Regions from separate parts of the Homo sapiens genome. Here regions 1 and 3 are each linked to region 2. Evidence: chromatin loops called from intact Hi-C (ENCODE). Cell type or tissue: OCI-LY7. All regions are shown on one strand. Region 1 has its middle 36 kb from the start of LINC02318. Region 2 has its middle 45 kb from the start of C14orf132. Region 3 overlaps SYNE3 (spectrin repeat containing nuclear envelope family member 3).

Evidence for each region. Hi-C counts contacts between places; a loop is a spot of excess contacts. Peaks named below come from ENCODE experiments on the same cell type or tissue, not always from the same donor. Only the 100,000 strongest peaks of a DNase experiment are listed, where the experiment ranks them.
Region 1: it touches region 2 in a loop (12-fold over the local background); 14 of 110 quality-filtered maps call a loop at or near these places.
Region 3: a loop joins it to region 2, with 5 times the contacts of the local background. A loop is called at or near these places in 18 of 110 quality-filtered maps.

What each region holds. Positions count from the first base shown.
Region 1 is chr14:95,608,481-95,610,980 of GRCh38, forward strand. No RefSeq gene overlaps it. Among named protein-coding and RNA genes, the nearest start is that of LINC02318, 36 kb to the left of the region's middle. In OCI-LY7, CTCF peaks have their summits at 1,101 (motif pointing right) and 1,307; a DNase peak (open chromatin) is centred at 1,101.
Region 2 is chr14:95,993,036-95,995,535 of GRCh38, forward strand. No RefSeq gene overlaps it. Among named protein-coding and RNA genes, the nearest start is that of C14orf132, 45 kb to the right of the region's middle. RefSeq lists enhancers at 489-1,046, 1,047-1,604 and a silencer at 757-1,051. In OCI-LY7, CTCF peaks have their summits at 1,485 (motif pointing left) and 1,690; a DNase peak (open chromatin) is centred at 1,476.
Region 3 is chr14:95,425,888-95,428,387 of GRCh38, forward strand. The region is part of intron 17 of SYNE3 (spectrin repeat containing nuclear envelope family member 3); the gene reads right to left. Among named protein-coding and RNA genes, the nearest start is that of SYNE3-AS1, 89 kb to the right of the region's middle. RefSeq lists an enhancer at 1,519-1,588. In OCI-LY7, a CTCF peak has its summit at 1,305 (motif pointing right); a DNase peak (open chromatin) is centred at 1,324.

The sequences.
Region 1 (2,500 bases), 380 kb before region 2:
ATTCACATTGTTGTAAGACTAATCTCTAGAACTTTTTTATTTTGCAAAACTTAAACTCTATACCCATGAAACAACTCCCTATCTTCCCCTCCCCGAAGCCCTGGCCATCACCATTCTTCCTGTGTCTATGAATTTGACTACTCCAAGTACCTCATGTAAGTAGAATCATACAGTATTTGTCTTTTTTTGTGACTAACTTATATCACTTAGCATAATATCCTCAAGGTTCATTCACATGGTGTAGCAAATGTCAGACTTTTGTCCCTTTTTAAGGCTGAATAGCACTGTATGTACATAGCACACTCTGTTGATCCACTCATCCATTGATGGACATCTGGGTCGCTTCCACCTCTTGGCTACTGTGAATAGTGCAGCTAAGAACATGGGTCGACAAAGATCTCTTTGAGATCTGGTTTGCAATTCTTTGGGGTATATATTCAGAAGTAGAATTGCTGAATCTATGGTAATTCTATTTGGAATTTTTTGAGGAACTGCCAAACTGTTTTCCATAGCAGCTGCACCATTTCACATCCCCACCAACAGCGCATAAGGGTTCCAGTTTCTCCATATCCTTGTCCATATGCGTTACTTTGTGTTTTGACAGTTGCCATTCCAATAGGGGTGAGATGACATCTCATCGTGGCTTTAGTTTTGATGTCTCTCATGATGAGAGGGGCTGATCATCTTTTTCATGTGCTTGTTTGCCATTTGTATATCTCTTTGGAGAAACGTCTCTTCAAGTCCTTAGCCCATTTTTAAATTGAGTTATTTGTTTTTTGTTGTTGTTTCTGAATTTTTTACATTTTAAATGTCTAAAAAAACAACAAAAGAAGAAGAATGTTTTGTGACTTGTGAAAATTATGTGCAATTCAAATTTTAATGTCCGTAAATAAAGTTTTATTGGGACACAGCCACACTCATTTGTTTCTATTTTGTCTGTGGCTGCCTCCGTGTTGCAACGTAGAGTAGTTGCAACAGGGACCGTATATTCTGCAAAGTCCAATATCGCACTACTTCATCTTTTACAGAAAAAGTTTGCTACCCCTATGCTAGATTCTAAGAGGTTTAGAAAAAGCCTGCAAGGACCAAAGGGCCTCTTGGAGACAGTTGGGGGCAGCAGAGAGCTGATCTGGTAAAGATTCCATATGGGTCCTGCCGCCCAGAATCCCAAGGTGTCTGGGCTCCAGATCTCACTGAGGGCACCAGGGCTGCTTGGCATGGAAGGGTTTGTGGAAACCAACCTTGTGAGGCTGAGCTGGGAGAGAGAAAAATCCTGCCAGTCCTCCCTGCCTACTTCTCTGGATTCCAGTCTCTTCTCCCTGTAGATGCCAGACTGGTCTTCCTAACACACGAATCTGACCCCGTCACTTCCCTACTTAATGCTCTCCACTAGCTGTCTCTGCTGTTCTTAGAGATCAAGTCCAAGCTCCTTCAGTCTGGTTCCCAAGGTCCTGTCTCTCTCTCTCTGCTTTTATCTCTTGGCTCCATCCATCTGGGATGGCTCAGAACCTCCTGCTCCACCAGTATAAACACCATGCTCCCAGATATTCCATGGTGTTCTCTGGTCTATAGGCCTCGGATGACTTGCTCTCACTCTTACCTTTCTGCCCTCCATGTCTTACCCAGATAACTTCCCCTATCCTTCAAGGCTTAGCCCAGGTTCCACTTCTTCCAGGAAGCCTTCCTTCACCTCCTACTTTACCCAGAACACAGCGAGGTACCCCTCTTCTGGCTCCTTTAATTCTCAGTGTTTATCCTCTCCTAGTACTGCAAACATCGCCATGGTTCCTGAGGGCAGGACCAGGATCTAGTTATCTAGTTATCTACTTACGAGTGAATGAATGAATGAATGGATGAATGAATGAATGAATGAAGAAACAAATTAAACATAAAATCCCATCAAGAAACAAGTGAGAGGCTGGGCATGGTGGCTAATGCCTGTAATCCCAACACTTTGAGAGGCCACGGTGGAAGGATGGCTAGAGGCCAGGAGTTTGAGACCAATCTGCATAACATAGGAAGACCTCATCTTTACAAAACATTTTTTAAAAAAGCACACATACACACACACAAACAATTAGCCAGGTATGGTGTTGTGTGCCCACAGTCTCAGCTACTCAGGAGGCTGAGATGGTAAGATGGCTTGAGCCTGGAAGGTTAAGGCTACAGTAAGCCATGATCGTGTCACTGAACTCTATCTACCCTGGGTGACAGAGCAAGACCTTGTCAAGAAAGAAAGAAAGAGAGAGAGAGAGAGAGAAAGAAGAAAGAAAGAAAGAAAGAGAGAGAGAGAGAGAGAGAGAAAGAAAGAAAGAAAGAAAGAAAGAAAGAAAGAAAGAAAGAAAGAAAGAAAGAAAGAGAAAGAAAGAAAGAAAGAAAGGAAAGGAGAAAGAGAAAGGAGTGATATCATTTCAGGTCAAAAGATGCTTTAGTAGTGTCTAGGGGACATTTTCCAGGTGAGGTTGAGACCAAGGAAAGAATGGTTGCTGTACGATTTTAT
Region 2 (2,500 bases):
AATCAAAAGCCAATCACCTTTGGTAGAGTTCACGCTGTTACAGGAAAGGAGTCCAGATCCTGACCCCAAGAGAGGGTTCTTGGATCTCGCGCAAGAAACAACTAAGGGCGAGCCTGTAGAGTAAAGTGAAAGCAACCTTATTAAGAAAGTAAAGAAATAATAGAATGGCAACTCCATAGACAGAGCAGCCCCGAGGGCAGCTGTTTGCCCATTTTTATGGTTATTTCTTGATGACATGCTAAACAAGGGGTGGATTATTCAGGCCTTCCCTTTTTAGACCATATAAGGTAACTTCCTGACGTTCCCATGGCATTTGTAAACTGTCATGTTGCTGGTGAAAGTGTAGCTGTGAGGACGACCAGAGGTCACTCTCGTTGCCACCTTGGTTTTGGTAGGTTTCGCTTGGCTTCTTTACTGCAACCTGTTTTATCAGCAACGTCTTCATGACCTGTATCTGGTGCTGACCTCGTATCCCATCCTGTGACTTAGAATGCCTTAACTGTCTGGGAATGCAGCCCAGTAGGTCTCAGCCTCATTTTACCCAACCCTTACTCAAGATGGAGTTGCTCTGGTTCAAACGCCTCTGACAAAACCATCATCTCCTAAAATCAGGATTCAGGATTTCTGTGAGAATAAGGGCTCTGCCCATTCTGTGCTCCCACTCACAGACTCACAGACGAGGCTCTGAGACAGGAGGAGCTCAACGGCAGCTGCAGCCTGTATCTGTCAGTGGCAGAGCTGGGATTAGAAGCCTCGCCATCACCCCGCTCCACAGTGCCACAGCCACAGCCATGACTGTCGCAGAAAAGTCATCCCTGGCTCTCCACCAGCCTGTCAGGGCCCAGGATGGGTCAGCTGCTAGAGTCCCTGCTGTTCTGCCTGTAGGGCATGTTAACTGAATAGAGTGCTCTGGGGAGCCAGTGGGATGAGTCTGTAGTGAAGACAACTCAGGTGCTGTGACAGGAGAGAGTTACTGGCAGATCAGGTCTTTCTCCCAAGCCTCTAATCAGAGCACAAAAGAGTCATTCAGTCATCACTGAGAAAATTCCAACAAAGAATATCATTAAGTACTTTGCATTTAATAAAGGGCCTTTAAGTGCAATAGCATATATAAAGCCACCCTGGAGTGGCATTAATGGTCAGACTTTGGGTCTATGGAAAGCTAATTGAAATGTTTTTGGAGTCCCTGTCTGAGCCCTTCCAGCAACAGGAAACTCACTAGTCCTGAAGACAGATTGTTCTGTTTGGGGATGCCCCTGAGTGCAGTTCAAATTCCTTTTTGCCAGGCTCTTCAGCCACAGGTCTGTGTAGTATCCACAGCGGAAAGAGGTCTCTCCCCCGTGGGTCCCATCAGGAGCTAGGGAGAGAGGAGCTCTGCAATTGCAGAGTTCATTGTGTTCTGAGAAGGCAAATCATTTATTGTGGGGACAATTTAGCCAATTAGCAGAATTTAGCTAAAAGCATTTCTTATGCACCAGAGCCCCCTGCTGGCTAAATAGAAGTATTGATAGTCCTGCAGAAGGACCCTCTAAGTTGGAGCACTCCCAATTTAGGATATCCGGACTTTCTGCTGGTGGAATCAAATCACACACCTTCAAAATCTGTTGAGAATCGTGTGGCTTATCCCATAATGAGTTCCAGGGGTCAACTATTTAGGAGGTGGAGGGAGTTAATTAGAGTCCATTAGAGTCCTATTTCACTCAGGACACTGAGATGAATTCCCAGATGAATTAAAGAGTTACATATTAAAATATAGAATACTAAAAGAACCAGGAGAAAATAAATATGGATCCATATTAATTTGATTCATAATGGAAAATACCTTATAAATGTAGAACCAAAGTAAGATTTTATAAATGAAAATATAAATAGATTTGGCAAGGGAAAAGACGTTTATTTCTTCATAGCAGTCATCTTAGACTGAAACAGACCTAGGATGGAGACTTGTGTGCAGGAGGTTTATTGGGAAAGGCTATTGGAATGGCACCTGCAAGAGAATGAGTAGGACAGGTGGAGGGACACATTGAACGGCAATGCAATAGCAACAGGGCTGAGGATGGCCCCTTCAGCTGTCCTGAATTAAAGTCAAGGGCTCAGAGCTTTGTGTGTCCTAATGGCCCAATCATTGGATGTGAGATCCACTAGGGAGGCAGCTTCCTTAGGCAAGGACAATTCCTAGGGAAGGACTCTGCTTGAGCCATGAGCAGGCAGCACTCCTGGCAGCTGGGGAAATAGGTGCCTCTATCCTTCACTGGGAATCTGGGTGGCACACTACAGCATCCACTACACCCATGCTTGACTATGCCCATGCGCATTTTATCCTACCCTTGGCAACACTTACAATTGATATGTTTAAATACTTGCCAGGGTAAAAATAAAATAATATAGTCTTAATTTGTTGAAGTACCTTTTTGTTAATATATTTACTGATTTTATCCCATATTTTGTAGCTTGCCTAGTCAAATTCCTTGTTTCCTTTTCTACTAATTTTAGTTTCTCT
Region 3 (2,500 bases), 570 kb before region 2:
CAAACAATAAAACAAAGACAGAAGTATCAGGATAGAGGCAGCTGGAAGAGGAGGCCGTGGTCATCGACCCCAGTGCCCCAGGGCCAAATGTGATAAGAACAGCAGTTCACTGGTCTTAGTGAAGAAGTAGCTACTGGGTACCTCACTGGGGTGAATTTCAGAGGAGTTGTGGGGTGGAAGGTGAGTGACAGAAAGACGAAGAAATAGAAAGAGCAAGTGTAGAGAATGCTTCTCTGGATCTCAGTAGTCAAGGACTAGTTTCAAATACTTCATGACCAAAGTTTTAGCACCAACTTGTTCACAAATCATCAAAGACTGATTGCTTCTGGGCTCTGTAGACGGACGGAGTGGCGAGGCCGTGGGATGACACAGAGCATGGTTTGAAGCCTGTCCCTGGCTCTCCCTTTTAGAGGTCAGAGACTGCATGGCCCTAGCAAAGCCCAGGCCTTTAGTTGTGACCAGGGAAGAAGCAGATTTGACCTGCCCCCGGAGTTCCACAGTAAGTCACAGGGGTAAAAACTCAACCTATGTTGCCCCTCCCAACTCCCATCTGACCCCATCCCACGTGAGAGAGAAGGGGCCAAGGGGCCCAGAAACCATTTCCTCCCACTATAAAAGGAGAAGGTAGTTGTGAGTGTTAAAGACCAAGCACACGTGTTCCCAGCACAGTGCCTGACACACAAGAGGGATTTTTGCAAAAAAAAATCATAATTTTTGTGGGCGGCAAGCCACCCAGGTGCCGAGGAAAGAGACCGAGGGCACGAGCTGTTCCAGTATAATAAAATATATATAATAAGAATAGTTATACTATTGGGAGACCGAGGTGGGTGGATCATGAGATCAGGAGATTGAGACCATCCTGGCTAACACAGTGAAACCACGTCTCTACTAAAAATACAAAAAAAAATTAGCCAGGCGTGGTGGCAGGCGCCTGTAGTCCCAGCTACTTGGGAGGCTGAGGCGGGAGAATGGCGTGAACCCAGGAGGCGGAGCTTGCAGTGATCCAAGATCGCACCACTGCACTCCAGCCTGGGTGACAAAGCAAGACTCCATCTCAAAAAAAAAAAAAAAAAAAGAATAGTTATACTAGATATAGATCTTAGATATGATTATATATGAATATCATTAATCATTAGTTTGTAGCAATTACTCTTTATTCTAATATTATAATAATCCTCGCTCTATAATCATAAGCTAGGAAAAACCAGGCCATACAGAGATAGGAGCTGAGGGGACATAGTGAGAAGTGACCAGAAGACAGAGTGCAAGCCTTCTGTTATGCCCGGACAGGGCCACCAGAGGGCTCCCTGGTCTAGGGGTAACGCCAGTGTCTGGGAAGACGCCCATTGTCAAGCAGACCGTGGTCTAGCGGTAGCTTCAGTGCCAAGGGGAAACACCCGCCACTTAGCAGACTGGGAAACGGAGTCTCCCTTTTCCCAGGGGAGTTTAGAGAAGACTCTACTCCTCCACCTCTTGTGGAGGGCCTGACATCAGTCAGGCCCGCCCGCAGTTATCCGGAGGCCTAACCGTCTCCCTGTGATGCTGTGCTTCAGTGGTCACGCTCCTAGTCCACTTTGATGTTCCATCCTGTACACCTGGCTCTGCCTTCTAGATAGCAGTAGCAAATTAGTGAAAGTACTAAAAGTCTCTGATATGCAGAATTAATGGCATAAGCTGTCCTCTCTCTCTCCCTCTCTCTCCCTCTCTCTCTCTGCCTTGGCTGCCAGGCAGGGAAGAGCCCCCTGTCCAGTGGACATGTGACTCATGTGACCTTGTCAATCATTGGAGATGACTCACACTCCTTACCCTGCCCCTTTTGCCTTGTATCCAATAAATAACAGCACAGCCTGGCATTCGGGGCCACTACCGGTCTCTGTGTCTTGGTGGTAGTGGTCCCCAGGGCCCCAGCTGTCTTTTCTTTTATCTCTTTGTCTTGTGTCTTTATTTCTACAATCTCTCGTCTCCGCATATGGGGAGAAAAACTCACCGACCCTGTGGGGCTGTTCCCTACAAATTTTGAGAGAAAGTTATGATCTAACATGGAATACTCACTGAGATTTGGTATTACAGTAGCTCATTCAATCTAAGACGCTGATTATAAAGTGCACCATTATTTTACAAACCGCTAAGAAAGAAAAGAACAGCAACCAAGATGGTGCATCTGATTGGAAAGCCCACATCAATATGGGGGACCAAGGGAGCTGCACCTTCAATGTAAGGAGAAATGAGAAATAAACCCACCTCACAGAAAGAGGAGGCAAGGAAATTCCAGGTCTTCTGTTGGCAGTGGGTGAAGGATAGGAAATCAAAACTCTTCCTCAAGAGTTTGAACCACACAGGCTGGAGCTCCCCAAGGTTGGCGGTCTCGGTTTACACAATCAGTGTGGTCCAAAGGAAACCCAAATAGAACACAACCCGCAAGCAGACATTTTAATTTAAAGGAATCTCAGGTTGGGGGTGACGGGCAGTAAACCTAAATCTTCACTGGAAGAACTACATT